Regions from separate parts of the Homo sapiens genome. Here region 2 is linked to region 1. The links are chromatin loops, found by intact Hi-C in ENCODE. Cell type or tissue: heart left ventricle. All regions are shown on one strand.

The links. Hi-C counts contacts between places; a loop is a spot of excess contacts. Peaks named below come from ENCODE experiments on the same cell type or tissue, not always from the same donor. Only the 100,000 strongest peaks of a DNase experiment are listed, where the experiment ranks them.
Region 2: a loop joins it to region 1, with 3 times the contacts of the local background. A loop is called at or near these places in 10 of 110 quality-filtered maps.

Annotation. Positions count from the first base shown.
Region 1 is chr16:22,894,072-22,902,071 of GRCh38, forward strand. The region is part of intron 1 of HS3ST2 (heparan sulfate-glucosamine 3-sulfotransferase 2); the gene reads left to right. Among named protein-coding and RNA genes, the nearest start is that of HS3ST2, 84 kb to the left of the region's middle. In heart left ventricle, CTCF peaks have their summits at 4,928 (motif pointing right) and 5,128; DNase peaks (open chromatin) are centred at 4,950 and 5,206; H3K27ac peaks cover 520 bases; H3K27me3 peaks cover 2,745 bases.
Region 2 is chr16:23,151,388-23,159,387 of GRCh38, forward strand. No RefSeq gene overlaps it. Among named protein-coding and RNA genes, the nearest start is that of USP31, 5.9 kb to the left of the region's middle. In heart left ventricle, a CTCF peak has its summit at 4,223 (motif pointing left); a DNase peak (open chromatin) is centred at 4,214.

The DNA of each region.
Region 1 (8,000 bases):
TGGCCTCCCAGAGTGCTGGGGTTCCAGGCATGAGCTACCACACCCGTCCATGCTTTCCTTGTAATACATTGTGCTCTGGTAGATTGGACTCGACACTTTGACTGGTCAGTTTCTCTTGAGAGGGCTCCTCCGCTTGTCAGGTGGGAGTAGCTACACTGCCTGCCAGCGTTCTAGCTTGGTGCCTCACCCCGTTCTTCTCTGTTCCCTGTGTCACTGACCCTGGGGGCTCCCTGGTTCAATATTTCCAAGACATAATCTTCCCTCTGCTGCCCTAATAGGTGCAGGGCAGCGGCCTGGCTGTGGGTAGGGGGAAGGCTCTGTGGATGTAGCTCCTCTTTCTAGAGACCTCTAACATTGATTGTGCCTTTTCCCAAAACGCTCACCGCCACTGGGGTCACTGGTGCCTCCAGTTCCTGAGCTTTTGGAAGGTTCTGTGTCAAGAACTCACTTTCTCTTCCTTAGTGACACCTCCTCTCCCACAGCCACTTGAGTTTCAGCCTTCTCCTCTTTCCTAAGTCCAATGCCTCTCACAAATCAGCCTCAGGGCCGGGTGCAGTGACTCACGCCTGCAATCCCAGCCACTTTGGGAGCCCAAGGTGGGCGGATCACTTGAGGCCAGATGTTCAAGACCAGCCTGGGCAACATGGGTGAGACTCCGTCTCTTAAAAAAAAAAAAAAAAAGGAGTTGGAGGCTGTCGTGCGCCGTGATCGTGCCACTGCACTCCAGCCTGGGAGACAGAGGGAGACCCTATCTCAAAATGAATAGTTAAATCAGTAAAAACAAATTAGCCTCCCTTCTTCCAAAAATATGCCTATATTTGTTGTCTGACACAAACCCTTCACCATTTCTCTTTGACATTTTGATATTTATATTTTTTATCCACTTATTATCAATCTAGTGCTAATCAGAGAGGGAGTGGAAGTAAATGCTGGGTTTGATTCAGCGTGTTATGTACAAGTTCCAACTATGAATTGGTCCCTTCTTCTTTTCTTTCTTTCTTTTTTTTTTTTTTTTGTTGTTTGTTTGTTTTTGTTTTTGAGACAGTTTCGCTCTGTTGCCCAGACTGGAGTGCAGTGGCATGATCTCAGCCCACTGCAACCTCCACCTCCTGAGTTCAAGCTATTCTCCTGCCTCAGCCTCCCGAGTAGCTGGGATTACAGGCACCTGCCACCAGGCCTGGCTGATTTTTGTATTTTCAGTAGAGACAGGGTTTCGCCATGTTGGCCAGGCTGGTCTTGAACTCCTGACCTCAGGTGATCCGCCTGCCTCAGCTTCCCAAAGTGCTGAGATTACAGGCACCTTTTTCAATATTGAATGATTCACTTTGTCTCATTTAATATCTTTTTTCCTAGGATTCTACTTTCCGTGGAATTTCACAGAAATTCTACAGAATTTCTACAGGAAGTAGAATCCTATCTCTAGCTTTCTTTAGAATTACATTTTCCTAATGTATCTTCACCTCTCCATTTTCATATAAAATGTTCCTGCCTCTGTATTCTGGGGTGGTCGTATGAACACAAATGTTCTCGTTGTTGTCATTTTGAAAATTATGGTGTTTGGCCTATTTCCAACAATTTTTAATATTAATACAATCCGTCTTTTATACTTCTGTCAACTTGCTCTAAAAGTTTTGCTTTTCTTTTTTTCTGCTTTCTTATCCCCTGTGTCTTTTGTTATATGGCCACACAATTTTCTTTTCTTTTCCATTTTCCAGTATTTTGGAAGGTATGTATCCTGTTTATAATAGTTCATTTTATAGTTTTCTAATACAGTAAATGAGTAGACAGTATCTCTTAGTAAAGAGACTTGTGTAGTTTTTCTCTGTCCTCTCTCCTTTTCTTCCTGTTTTGCCAACTTTTCGGTCTTTGTTAATGTGGATTTGATGTATCAAATTATTAATTTTTATCTTTTTTTTTTTTAAGAGAGAAAGGGTCTTACTATGTTGCCTAGACTGGACTCAAAATCCTGGGCTCAAGCAATCCTCCTGCCTCAGCCTTCCAAGTAGCTGGGACAAGAGGTGCACTCCACCATGCCTGTCTCTATCTTTTTTAAAAGCATAATGTTGACATTAGAAGCTACATGTATTATTTATTTGGGGTTAGTGTTTGTTTAACCCCATCACTGTCCTTTTATATACAACTTTTCCATTCTTGAGCTTTTCCACACCATCACTCAGAATGTTGTTTTTCTTTTCAAGGGATTTTTTGAAGAGCAGGATCTAATGCTTTTCAAGATGTTGCATGCCATAAAACTTTTCTTTTGCCTTCACAGGCACGTTAGCTCTCGGATGTGGGTTTTATTTCGTTCAGACTAGGCTGACCTTTTAATGTACCCCACATAGCCATCTTATATCTCTGGGAAGGTCTCTTTAATGAAATCTTTGCCTATAGCTCTGTCCAATTTGTTCTGGGTTTCTTCTTCAATAACATCAGCAAACTACAAGTTGCCTATAACCACTCTGTCTTCCATTCTACTTTCTCTCTCATCAGCTCAATGTTGTGAATTTTATTTTAGAAGCGTAAGATCAGGCTCCGGTTTGTTCTAATGTTTATTTTTGACATCGCTAATTCTGCTCTTTACTGCTGTCAGCGTAGTTGTGTTTCTTTTTTATTCTTTTTGGTACTAGCTTACTTCACCCATACCTTGATTTTTCTGGTCTTAACTGTGTTTTCATGTCATCTTACTGTCTTTTCTCTTTCTTTCTTTTGTTTTCTTTCTTTTCTCTTCTTTCTTTTTTTCTTTTGTTAATTGAGACAGAGTCTTGCTTTGTTGCCCAGGCACTGGAGTGCAACGGCGCAATCTCAGCTCACTGCAGCCTTGACTTCCTGGGCTCAAGTGATCCTCCCACCTCAGCCCCATCAAGTAGCTGAGACTACAGGTATATACCACCATGCCTGGCTAATTTTTGTATTTTTTTGTAGGGACACGGTTTCACCATGTTGCCCAGGCTGGTCTCAAACTCCTGAGCTCAAGCAATCCAGTCACCTAGCCCTCCCAAAGTTCTGGGATTACAGGCGTGTGCCACCACGCTAGCCTTGTCTTTTTGCCTAAGCCTATGCTCAACTCTTGTCCTTCTGCTCAAATGTCCCCCAGGTTTTCTCTGATCACTTAATTTCCTCATTACACTTATTCTCTTTCTTTTCCTTTATCACAAGTTGTAATTATTTTTTTTTATTTTGCCCATTATCTCCTCCACCAAACCAGAGGCCCCATGAGGGCAGCAAGTACTACATCTATGTTATTTATAGCCGTGACTTCAGCACTTAGCAAGATGGCTGGTGAAGAGTGGGTGCTCAGCAAATATTTGCTGAGTAAGTACATGCCCATATTACTCTGGTTTGGATTCCCTTTGGCTGCACCAATATTGTTTTGAGTCAGAGGCTCCCAAACTTTAGTAATTGAAGGACCAACTTTTTACCATATTCAAGGACTTAGACTATTATTTTCTTAATATTTGTGTTTAGATCAATTTACATTTTCTACCTTCACTATGTGTTTAAGCTTCATCCTAAACGATGAAGTTGGTTAAGTAAAAGTGATGACCTGGTTCCAATTTTCTAAAATACATTAAAATAAGCATCTTTGCCTTGCCTAACTTTAATGAGACTCGTAGCCTGGAGTTTACGGGGACAGGTACTAGAGTCAAAACACTTGAATTTGTATCTTAGCTTCGCTATTCAGTACCTTGGGTCTTTGGGCGGGTTACTTCTCTGCCTAATTCCCTCAAATTATAATAAGGTTAAAATAAGGCTATAAAGTTAATAGTAATAGCTCCTTGATGATATTCTGTGGTATTTATATGAGATAATACATGTAAAAGCTCATATAGCTATGCCTACCACAAGGCATGTAAAAATGTAACTGTAAAAAATGTAAATTTCATCCGTGAATCACTTGTGAGCCACAAAGACGATAAGTAAACACACTTTGGGAAATTCTTTCTAAAGATCTCGGGCTACTGCATTTCCTCCAGGAGCTCACGTCTTCTTGATTTAGGCTTTGATTCCTTCCCATCTTATTCATTTAACAAGCACAATATTTGGTGGGTATGATTCATTCTCTTTTGCCTGCCTATGATGGCATGGCACAGTGACAAGGACTGAAGATACCACAGCCAGCAAGCAAGACACTGTGCCTTCCTGATGGGGTTCACAGACTAACTAGGGGGAAGGCAATAAACAGATATGCAAGATAATTACAGGTTGTGCTTAGAATGATGAGGAAATAAGCCAAATAAACCACTTCAGAGAGTGACACTGTGCCTTCCTGATGGGGTCCACAGTCTAACCTGAGGGGAAAGGCAATAGATAAACAGAGAGGCAAGATAATTACAGATGGTGCTTAGAGTGATGAGGAAATAAGCCACTTCAGAGACTGACATTTGAAAGTGGTGATATTCTAACTGAGACCTGAGCATGAGAAGGATTGAGCCACAGGAAGAGCCAGGGTAAAGTGATCCAGGCAGAAAGAACAGCACAGCCCTAGAGACAGAAAGGGAAAGGACTGGGGGATTCAAGAGTGTCTGCTAGTTCATCTTGCTGGGTTTTGCAAATGCCTTCCAGAACTGACATGCAGAGCTGGACCATTCTATACCAAAGCCTAGAAAAGAACTCACATGTGTATAGTTTAGGCAGGCTTTGAACCTGCAGGAGTATTAGTGACCCAACAACTACCCATGTGGTTTTAGGCACATCTGAGACATGAATTATATGTAGGCAGCTGACTTCCCAGTGCATGGCCCTTGCTCCCTCTATGATGAGAAAACCAACTCCTGCTCACCCCTTGCAATCATGGAGCTTAATGTATCCTGGTACGACAACAACATTCGGGAGTCAGATGGAAAGCATTCCTATCATTGGTTAATTTCCTCCAAGGAGGCAACAGGTGTTGGCTCCAACCACTGCAATTGGATCACCTCCAACTACCCACTAGGGGGCGCTGCTATGCTGCAAGAAGTGGGGCAGGCTTGCGGAACTCATCCCTGCAAAACCATTAATACCCCCGGGAGACTGAAGTGTGAAGTTGTAAAGCTTGGTGTTAACAAACAAAATAAACTCACTGACTCATGCAGTTGTTGGCTGAGGAGTTTGCCTGGGAAACATTCAGATCTGGTGGGAAAGGATGAGGGTGCAGATGGTGGAGGGTGGGGACTCCGTGGACAATTCAGGCAGGAAACTGGGAGGTGGAGGAGGTTTCAGAGCAGGGAAGCTGGCGTCAGGAAACGGCTGGGTTGACCGGCTCCATACTCAGCCTAGTGCTGGGCAGAATAGAAAACGTTATGTGCTTAGTAGCAGGATATTGAGAGCACTACATTCTAATGGTTTCTATATTCTCTGTGGAATGGGATGCAAGGTCACCTACTAAGAGTGGCAAGAAAGGGCAGGGTTTGGTCATTTGCAGAGAAAGGGAACGGTCTGAAATAGTCATGCAGAGCTAGAAAGCCAGTTGTCCAGAGACACATGGTGGAATTGTGCTGTGTGCTAAAGGCCCCTGAATTAGTCTGTTCTCATGCTACTAATAAAGACATACCCAAGACTGGGTAATCTGTAAAGGAAAGAGGTTTAATAGACTCACAGTTCAGCGTGGCTGAGGAGGCCTCAGAATCATGGCGAAAGGTGAAGGAAGAGCAAAAACACGTCTTACATGGCAACAGGCAAGAGAGAGAGCATGTGCAGGGGAATTCCCCTTTATAAAACCATCATGTCTCATGAGACTTATTCACTACCATGAGAACAGCATGGGAAAAACCCACCCTCATGATTTAATTACCTCCCACCAGGTCCCTCCCATGACACATAGGAATTACGGGAGCTACAATTTGATATTTGGGTGGGGACACAGCCAAACCATATCAGCCCCCTTTGTGTTGGCAATCAGATATCTGGAGTGGAACCAGCCTTTGATTTCAGGTGTTCTCCAGCAGTGCTCTGCCCTGCTGAGTATAGAGAGAGGGCACTCAGGTGCTCCTGGCACCCAGTGTTGCCTCAGGAAGCTTCTTGCACAGGTCCCTGGCCCTTTTTGAGGGTCTCCTGCAGGTACTCAGGGATGATCTGTCATTCTCTCTGGAGGTGGTGGCTCCAAAATTTCTATATGGGGGAAGGGGTAGGAGTGGCCCCATCAGAGGAAGGATAGAAAGCTTGTCTGGGAGTTGCCATGCATGCTGTTTCGTGGCATGCATTCACTCTGATTGACTAATGGAGACTAGAGGGGGATAAAGATCCCTTTGGCCTCCACTTGGTACCATCACTGTCCCCATGTGCCATTTTGTTTCCTGGATGCTAATGTCACTGGGGAACATCTCACGAGAGCAAGCTGACTCAGGCTGGAAGCTAGAAAGTAGAGCCTAGCTAGAGACAGGCACTGGGCTGCTCCCCACAGTTCTGATCATGAGTGAAGAGAGCTGTGGTGGGTCCTGAGCTGGCTGGGACAGACGTCAGAAGGGAGTGAGTGAGAGGTCACCAATTGAATTTGGTTATAGATTAGACATGGGTGTTGCTTGGACAACTGGTGAATGGTGGGGCCATTAACTGAGACATGAGAAGTGGTAAGTTGAGGAGAAATAACTGAAGTGTGTATGGAGAAAGAATGGTCAGTGGGGGGCAGGGGCGGGGAGGAAGAAAGAATGTGTTCCCAAAGGAAGAAAAACAAGTTTCAACAAGCAGGGAGTGGGCAAGTGCTTCAGAGGCCACAGAAAAGTGAAACATGACCAAGATTCGAGATGGAGTTGGCATTTAGGGTTGTGTTCGGAGAGTACCGCTTCAGAAGACGATGGGGTGGGAGGAGATGGAGCAAGAGGAGGATGAATGTGAGGTGAGGAAATGAAGCCATGCAGCTTTATTCCAAGAACTCTGGCTGGGAAGAAAAGGAGATATACAGGACTGTCGCAGGAGCAGGTGAAGGGATAGATAGCTGGTTTTTTTGAAAATGAAAAAGGCTTGAACTAAAGGGGGAAATCAAGTAGAGAAAGAGGAACCTGCTAATAGATGGTCACGGTGCATTACACTTTATACGGGACTCTCGCAGCTTTGACCTCACAACAGCCAAGTGAAGTTGGCATTACCATGATCCACACATTGCAGGTGAAGAAACTAACACGAAAGTCACATGGCCAGGAAAAGGAAAAGCTGGGACTCCAATCCAGGCTTTCTGAATTCAAGTCATCCGCAATTTTTCACCCAACATCAATTAGCCGATTCTGATTAATGCAATAAATATTCACTGGCTATGTCCTTTGTACCAGTATTGCCAGGGCTGCCTTAAGACCTTGCAATTCAACGGGTGGCCCAAGGAGCAGCAAGTCGGCCTCACTGTGGAGCCTGCTAAAAATGCATACTCTTAGCACCCCCTCCCTAGACCTACTGAATCAGAAACTGCATTTCAACAAGACCCCTACACGAGATTCAAATGCACATTAAAGTGTGACAGGCACAGGCTTATGGGGTCCACTTCCAGGGAGAAGGGAGGGCAGGGAGAGAAATTAAGCCCAGACCACAGAAGAAGAGATATCCTGGGAGTTACCTCCAGATAGTGTCCCACGGTCAGCTGCAGATAGGACCAAAGAAATTGAAGTCCAATTGCCTGGAAATGTATCAGAGCTGTACATGCAGCAGCAAAAACATTCCTTCAACACCCACGATCACCGTTCCTCCTTTCCAAGAGAGCTTCTTGAGAAAGGAGCTATACATTTTCACCTTCCATATCCTTCCTTCCCGCCCACACCTCAGCCACTCCAGACATGTTTCCTCCCCCTCACTCCACAGTAGAGGCTTTCTTCATCCTAAATAATATCAATGGAGACTTTTAAAAATAGCTTTTCATTAGATAGTTTTTTTTAAATGACAAAAAATACATGCTCATGGCAAAGAGAAAAATAAATCCGAATGCAAAAAGCTAAAGGTGAAAACGAAGTCCCATTCTACACTACAGCCCAGCCCAGATCCCCCAAGGTTATTTTCCAAAGATAATAACTGTTAAATGTATTGTGTATCCTTTTAGAAGA
Region 2 (8,000 bases), 260 kb after region 1:
TGTGATGGAGTCTCACTCTAACAACCAGGCTGGAGTGCAGTGGCGGGATCTCAGCTCACCTGCAACCCCCATCTCCTGGGTTCAAGCAATTCTCCTGCCTCAGACTCCTGAGTAGCTGGGATTACAGGCACTTGCCAGCACACCTGGCTAATTTTTGTTTTTTGTTTTTTGTTTTGTTTTGTTTTGTGAGCAGCAGCAAGATTTATTGTGAAGAGCAAAAGAATAAAGCTTCCACAGCGTAGAAGGGGACCCGAGCGTGTTGCCCTAATTTTTGTATTTTTAGTAGAGACGGGGTTTCACCATGTTGGCCAGGCTGGTCTCGAACTCCTGACCTCAAGTGATCCACCTGTCTCAGCCTCCCGAAGTGCTGGGATTACAGGCATGAGGCACCGCGCCCGGCCTCTAAACAATATCTGAACTTCTTGGTGGGATACCTAAGAACTGCCTTCCCAGTCTGGGCCCCTCTCACTAAGCTTACAGGTCTTATAGGTCTCCACTGAGCCTCAAAGTTTGACACAGGCTTGAAAAAATTCCTCATTGGAATGTTCAGATGATCATTCTTAAAGACTCACCTTGAACATTCTGTAGTGAATCTTTCATTGTCCCTCTCTGTACCACCCCTTACCCCTAAGCTCGGGAAACGTAAATTAGAAACAACAGTGCAGTGAATATTATCATGACCTATACCTTGTCCATCATGTAGCTATCTCCTTAGGCTGAAACCTTGGATCAAAGGGTATGCGTATTCCATATATGACACCTATTGTCAAGCTGACCCCCAGAAAGGTTTTATCCTGTCAGCAACTAATGGGAAATGCACATTTCCCAATCCCAACATACTGTTGAGTTTTCCAGTCTTTTTCACATTGACAAGTTTGATGAACAAAAGATGGCATATTAATGCACTTTTTGTTTGTATGAGTAAGGTTGAACATCATGTGCCAGTCTCTCTGCTATCCAACATCTCAACCAACTTCCTGTCTGCAAGGGATACCAAATTAGGCAGGACCACTCAAGATCCCACTATGAAAACTGGGTAGGGTGGCAGGGAGCAGGTATTCCCCTTCCTACCCCTGGAAGCTAGAGCCCAGGAACATGACCTAAAAAAGACCACCGCCGGGTGCAGTGGCTCATGCCTGTAATCTCAGCACAGGCAGACAGAGACGGGAAGAGTTTGAGACCAGGCTGGGCAACATCACGAGATCCCGTCTCTAAAAAAATAAATAAATAAGCCTGGTGTGGTGGTGCACTTCTGTAGTCCCAGCTACTCAGGAGGCTGAGGCGGAAGGATTACTTGAGCCTAGGAGGTGGAGGCTGCAATGAGCTATGATCGTGCCACTGCCCTCCAGCCTGGGTGACAGAGCAAGACCAACTATATGTTCCTACCTAGACTTTGGCTCTAGAAGTATTGATACACGGTTCGTTGGAGATAATGCAGTGAATTAATGAATCTAGCAGCTATATATTTAGCAGTGTGGCAGTACGGTGGTGTACAGTGTGGGGGTGGTAGCAGCAAGTGTCCAGCTGCTACTCTAGTGGCAAGTTCTTACTGGTGTCTGTGTCCCTGGGTTTCTGCCCAAGCCTGTTTCTCTGGCTCTGTTCTTTCTGTGAGCTAACCTGATAGGTTTCCTGTAAATCCTTTATTGGGGAAACAAACCAGTGTCAGTTTCTGCTGTTTGCAATCAAGAAAACAACTAGGAATACCTTTTAATTAGCGATTTTATTTTTACTGGTGTGATTCACCTGCACACACCATTTGCCCATTATTCTTTTCGGTGTATTCCTTTATAGATATTATCTCGTAGAAGTTTTTTGTTTGTTTGTTTTGTTTTTGAGATGGAGTCTCACTCCATCGCCCAGGCTAGAGTGCAGTGACATGATCTCAGCTCACTGCAACCTCTGCCTCTTGGGTTCAGGCCATTGTCGTGCCTCAGCCTCCCAAGTAGCTGGGATTACAGGCATGTACCACCACGCCCAGCTGATTTTGTACTATTATTATTATTATTATTATTATTTTGAGACAGAGTCTTGCTCTGTCGCCAGGCTGGAGTGCAGTGGCACGATCTCAGCTCACTGCAACCTCTGCCTCCCGGGTTCAAGCGACTCTCCTGCCTCAGCCTCCCAAGTAGCTGGGACTACAGGCACGCACCACCACACCCAGCTAATTTTTGTATTTTTAGTAGAGACGGGGTTTCACCATGTTGGCCAGGATAGTCTCGATCTCTTAACCTCGTGATCCGCCCGCCTCGGCCTCCCAAAGTGCTGGATTACAGTCGTGAGACACTGCGCCCAGCCAAATTTTTGTATTTTTAATAGAGACAGGGTTTCACCATGTTGGCCAGGCTGGTCTTGAGCTCATGACCTCAAATGATCCGTCTGCCTTGGCCTCCCAAAGTGCTGGGATTACAGGCATGAGCCACTACACCTGGTCCATAAAATTATTTTCTATATAAATTATATTATTTTTCAGTCTATACCATTCCCTACTTCCCTTTCAACCATGTTTACAGTGTTTTCATATCATATACAGAACTTAAATTATTATTTTTATTTTATTATTATTTTTGAGACAGGGTCTCACTCCATCATCCAGACTGGAGTGCAGTGGTGTGATCATGGCTCACTGCAGCCTTGACTTCCCGGGCTCAAGCGATCCTCCCACCTCAGCCTCCTCAGTAGCTGGGATTACAGGTGCATGCCACCACGCCCAGCTAACTTTTTGTATTTTTAGCAGAGACAGGGTTTCATCACGTTATCTAGGCTGGTCGCAAACTCCTAGGGTCAAGCCATCCACCCACCCAAGCCATCCACCCGCCTCAGCCTCCCAAAGTGCTAGGATTACAGGTGTAAGCCACTAAGCCCAGCCTAAATTATTTTATATAGTGAAACAGATTAGTCTTTTTCATAAAGATTTACAATATTTTTGACATACTTAGCCTTCCCCCACTCCAAGATCATAAGAATATTCATCTGTATTTTAATTTAGTGCAGTTCTGGGTTTTTTTCTTATTATTATGCTCTCCATCTGGAATTTATTTTTGCATGAGAAATGAGATAGGGATCTTGCCTTTTCTGCATGCTTCATGGCTAGCCAATTGTCTCAGCACCATTTTTAAATGTAATTTTCCCACTACTTTAAAATGCTGCTTTTATCACCTATTAAATGCCCCGTATATTTAAGATTTTTAAAAATTCTGTTCTATCCCATTGATAAGCCTCTGTATTCCAGGATAGCATAGGTTTAGAATATGCTGAAATGTTTGATAGAGCATTATCTCCTAGTATTTTATTATCTGTCTGTTTGCTTATTCTCTCAAATGAATTTAATCCTTTAGGGGGGTTAATTTATATAGATTAAGTGAGGGAAAACTGGCATCACCACAATATTTATCTTCTCATCTGAGAATAAAGTCTGTCTTCAAAAAATTATACAAGGGCTTTTAATGCCCCTCCCAGTACTATAGTTTCCTCCCATAGGTCTTGCATAATACTAATAAGTTTATTCCTATTGGTTGCTATTATGAATGGGATATTTTATGTCATTATATTTTCTGTTGTTTGTCTACAGGAAAAAAAATATTTTTGTAACCAGCCACCTTGATGTACTTTAGTTCTTTCTCATAATTTTCAGTTGATCCTATTGGGTTTCTCAGGAATTTATATCAACACATGAGATAAAAACCTCGCCACTTTGTTTATAATAGTTGTACCTCATCTTTTTTTTTCTCTTGTCTAATTGCCCTTCCAGAATTTTGTCTGTAATAGTAAGGAGAGTAGGAAAGCCTGCATTGTTTCTGCCTTTAATAGCATTTCATCCAGTGCTTTACCATTAAGCATGCTTGCTTTTGGTTTGAGATATATATTATTTATTGCGTTAAAGTGGTATCCATGTATTCCTACTTCAGGAAGGGTTATTATCAGGAATTGGTCTTGAATTTTATCAAATGCCTTCTGGGCATCAACAGAGATGAGCCTTTGCATTTTTCTCCTTTGACCTGTATACCCATCGTAAGTTCTTAGTTGCAGACAACATAAATGACTTTTGCTAACTTAAGCAGAAAAGGAGATCTTTAGAAGGATATCAACAGCTCACATAACTGCTAGAAAAGCTTCAGAATCAGACTTAGGAAACCAAGGAAGACAGTACATAGCCAGGACTCTGCTCCAGAAAATGCTGCTTAAGATGTCACTGTTGGCGCCGTCGGTGAAGCTGGCGCCACCTTCAGACAGTGGTAGCCGCACCACTTGCCTCTTAGTTCTGCTGTAGCCACTGTGTAACCTTGAATAACTTCCAAATGTCTCTGAACTTTTGCTTTCCTATCTGATAGAGTTTAGATATTTTTCCCCTCCAAATCTTATGTTGAAATGTGATCCCTGGCTGGGTGCAGTGGCAGACACCTGTAATCCCAACACTTTGGAGGCCAAAGGCGGGAAGATTGCTTGAGCCCAGAGATTTAAGACCAGCCTGGGCAACATAGAGGGATCCCATCTGTACAAAAAAATAAAAAAAATAGCCAGGCATGGTGGTGCACACCTGTAGGCACAGCTACTTGGGAGGCTGAGGTGGGAGAATCACCTGAGCTCAGGTAGTCAAGGCTGCAGTGAACCGTGATCATGCTGCTGCACTCCAGCCTGGGTGACAAGAGCAAGACCCTGTCTCAAAAAAGAAGAGAATAGAAGAGTCGAGAAGGGAAGGGAAGACAGGAAGGGAAAGGAAGGGAATGGAAGGGAAGGGGAGGGGAGGGGAGGGGAGGGGAAGGGAGGGAAAAGAGAAGAGAAGGGAAGGGAAGGGAAGGGAAGGGAAGGGAAGGGAAGGGAAGGAAAGGGAAAGGAAGGGAAAAGAAAAGAAAAAAGAAAAGAAAAGAAAAGAGATCCAGGAAAGGAGAAATAGGGGAGGAGGGAGAGGAGAGGGGAGGAAAGGGTCCCTGATGTTGAAGGCGGGTCCTAGTGGGAGGTGTTTGAGTCACGGGAGCAGATCCCTCATGAATGGCTTGGTGTAGTCCTCGAAGTAATGAGTGAGTTCTCACTCTGTTGGTTCACAGGAGATCCAATTGTTAAAAAGAGCCTGGCACCTCCTCCCTTCCTTCTTGCTCCCTTTCTTGCCATGTGACACAGCTGAGTCCCTTTCACCTTCTGCCATAAGTGGAAGCATCAGACTGGCACGGTGCTTCTTGTACAGCCTGCAGAACCATGAGCCAAAAGAAACTCTTTTCTTTGTAAATTACCCAGTTTTGGGTATTCCTTTATAACAATGCAAAATGGACCAATATAATACCTTCAGCATTCTTAGCTCAAAATGGAAGCATCCATTTGGTTGGGCCCTAGGTCCTAGGTCTGGTCACCAGCAGCTGGAAAGTAGGGAAGGAACCATCACCTTCCTCCAGCTTCCATAGTGGGAGACAAAGCTGGGGACAGGCTGGACGCAATGGCTCAGGCTTGTAATCCCAGCACTTTGGGAGGCGGAGGCGGGAGGATCCACTTGAGGCCGGGAGTTACAGGTTGCAGTGAGCTGTGATTGCGCGGCTGCACTCCAGCCTAGGCGACAGAGCAAGATCCTATCTCAAAAAAAAAAAAATAGATTTTGGGGGTGTCACAGTGAAAATACAAAGTATTTTCCATGCTAGGGGAAGACAACAGAAAATAAGCAAACACACAAATACTGTGTGTAATAAAATTTCAGCTACTGTTAATTGCTTGGAAGAAAAACAAAACCAAGAAAAGAGACAGGAAGTGGTGGGCAGAGAGTGTGTTATGTAGAATGTTGAAGATAGCCTCTCTGAGGAAGGATATTTGAGCAGGGAACTGAATGAGGTGTGGCAACAAGCACCTATGGAAATCTGGGGACCATCCAGACAGAGGAAAGAGGAACTGCAAAAGGCCCAAGTTGGAAATAAGTCTGGCCTGTACCAAGAAGAACAAGCAGATCAGAGTGGCTGCCATGAACTGAGCAAAGCAGGAAATGGCCAAAGATGAGGTGGAGGAGACAGGCAAAGGATCAGAAAATGTAAGACCTCGTTCCAGGAGTTTGAGACCACCCTGGGCAACATGGTAAAACCCCCATTTCTAAATTTTTTTTTTTTTTTGAGACAGGGTCTTGCTCTTTCACCCAGGCTGGAGTGCAGTGGCACAATCACGGCTCACTGCAGCCTCTACCTCCCAGGCTCAAGCAATCCTCCCACCTAAGCTTCCTGAGTAGCTGGAACTATAGGTGCATGTCACCACACCCTGCTAATTTTTTGTATTCTTTTGTAGAGACAGGATTTTGCCATGGTGCCAGGCTGGTCTCGAACTCCTGAGCTCAAGTGATCCTCCCACCTCCGCTTCCCAAAGTGCTGGGATTACAGGCATGAGCCACCATGCCTGGCAGGCAAAAACAAAACAAAACAAAACAAAACAAGAAAAAGAGATTTGAAAAAATTAGTCAGGTGTGGCGGCTAATTAAAAAAAAAAAAAAAACTATAGTCCCAACTACGTGGGAGGCTGAGGCAGGAAGACTTCTTGAGCCCAAGAATTTGAGGCTTCAGTGAGCTATGATCGCACTGCACTCCAGCCTGCAGACAGAGCAAGAAATAAAAATAAATCACGCCTGTAATCCCAGCACTTTGGGAGGCCAACGCAGGCAGATCACGAGGTCAGGAGTTCAAGACCAGCCTGGCCAATATGGTGAAAACCCATCTTTACCAAAAATACAAAAATTAGCCTGGTGCGGTGGCAGGTACTTGTAATCCCGGCTACTCGGGAGGCTGTTCCCGGCTGTGGGCTATTATCTTTAACAGTGAAATACTAAAAGGTTGTGCTCGTGAGGTGGGGCTTTTCAACTCAGAGGACCAAATGTAAGATGTTCAGAAGGAAGCCAGCCATTTGTGTCAGATCCTCAAATGTCACCGCATGCAGACCTTTTCAGAGCCTTGTCTATTTCTCCTGAAAAGAATGCCCAATTTCCTGCTGTCGCCTACACCAGTCTGGGACCAAAAGGCAGAAATAGATTAGGTAGGGGCTGATGTCTTAATCTTTAGGTTGCAATCTTCTATTGGTTCCCCAGTTTTCAGAATTATTTTTCTTTCCAGCCCTTTGCTAGGTAAAGGACTTGCTTGCTGAATTTGGAGCCTTGCTTCTCTGAACTTGGAGCTCTCTAGTTTAATGTCTTTGTTGACTGCACTTCATGCTGGAGGGCTGGGGCTAGAAGTGTAATTGTCTGGATGTGTGTGATAAGTGAGGTTCCCTAAGGGTCTAAACATACAGACTTTCAACTAGGGTCCCTATGTTAAGCCCCATGCTTAAGCTTACCCAGCTTTTGCTGCATCTGATGCCTCCAATTCCCGACTATGTTAGTTGGGGCTGTGTGATGGTTAATACCGAGTGTCAACTTGATTGGATTGAAGGATGCAAAGTATTGTTCCTGGGTGTGTCTGTGAGGGTGTTGCCAAAAGAGATTAATATTTGATTCAGTGGACTGGGAGAGGCAGACCCACCCTCAATCTGGGTGGGCACCATCTAGTCAGCTGCCAGTGTGGTTAGAATAAAAGCAGGCCGCCGAACGTGGAAGGACTTGACTTGCTGAGTCTTCCGGCCTTCATCTTTCTCCCGTGCTGGATGCTTCCTGCCCTTGAATATCAGACTCCAAGTTTTTCGGCTTTTGGACTCTTGGACTTACGCCAGTGGTTTGCCAGGGGCTCTTGGGCCTTAGGCCACAGACCGAAGGCTTCACTATCAGCTTCCCAATTTTTGAGGTTTTGGGACTTGGACTGGCTTCCTGGCTCCTCAGCTTGCAGATGTCCTATTGTGGGATTTCACCTTGTGATCGTATGAGTGAATTCTTAATAAAATCCCTTTCATATACACATCTATCCTATTAGTTCTGTCCCTCTCAAAAACCCTGACTAATGCAGCCTCCCATAACCAAAAATCACAGATCGGGTGGCTTAAACAACAGACATTTATTTTTTCACAATTTAGGAGGCTGAAAGTCTGAGATTAAGGTGTTGGCAGGGTTGATTTCT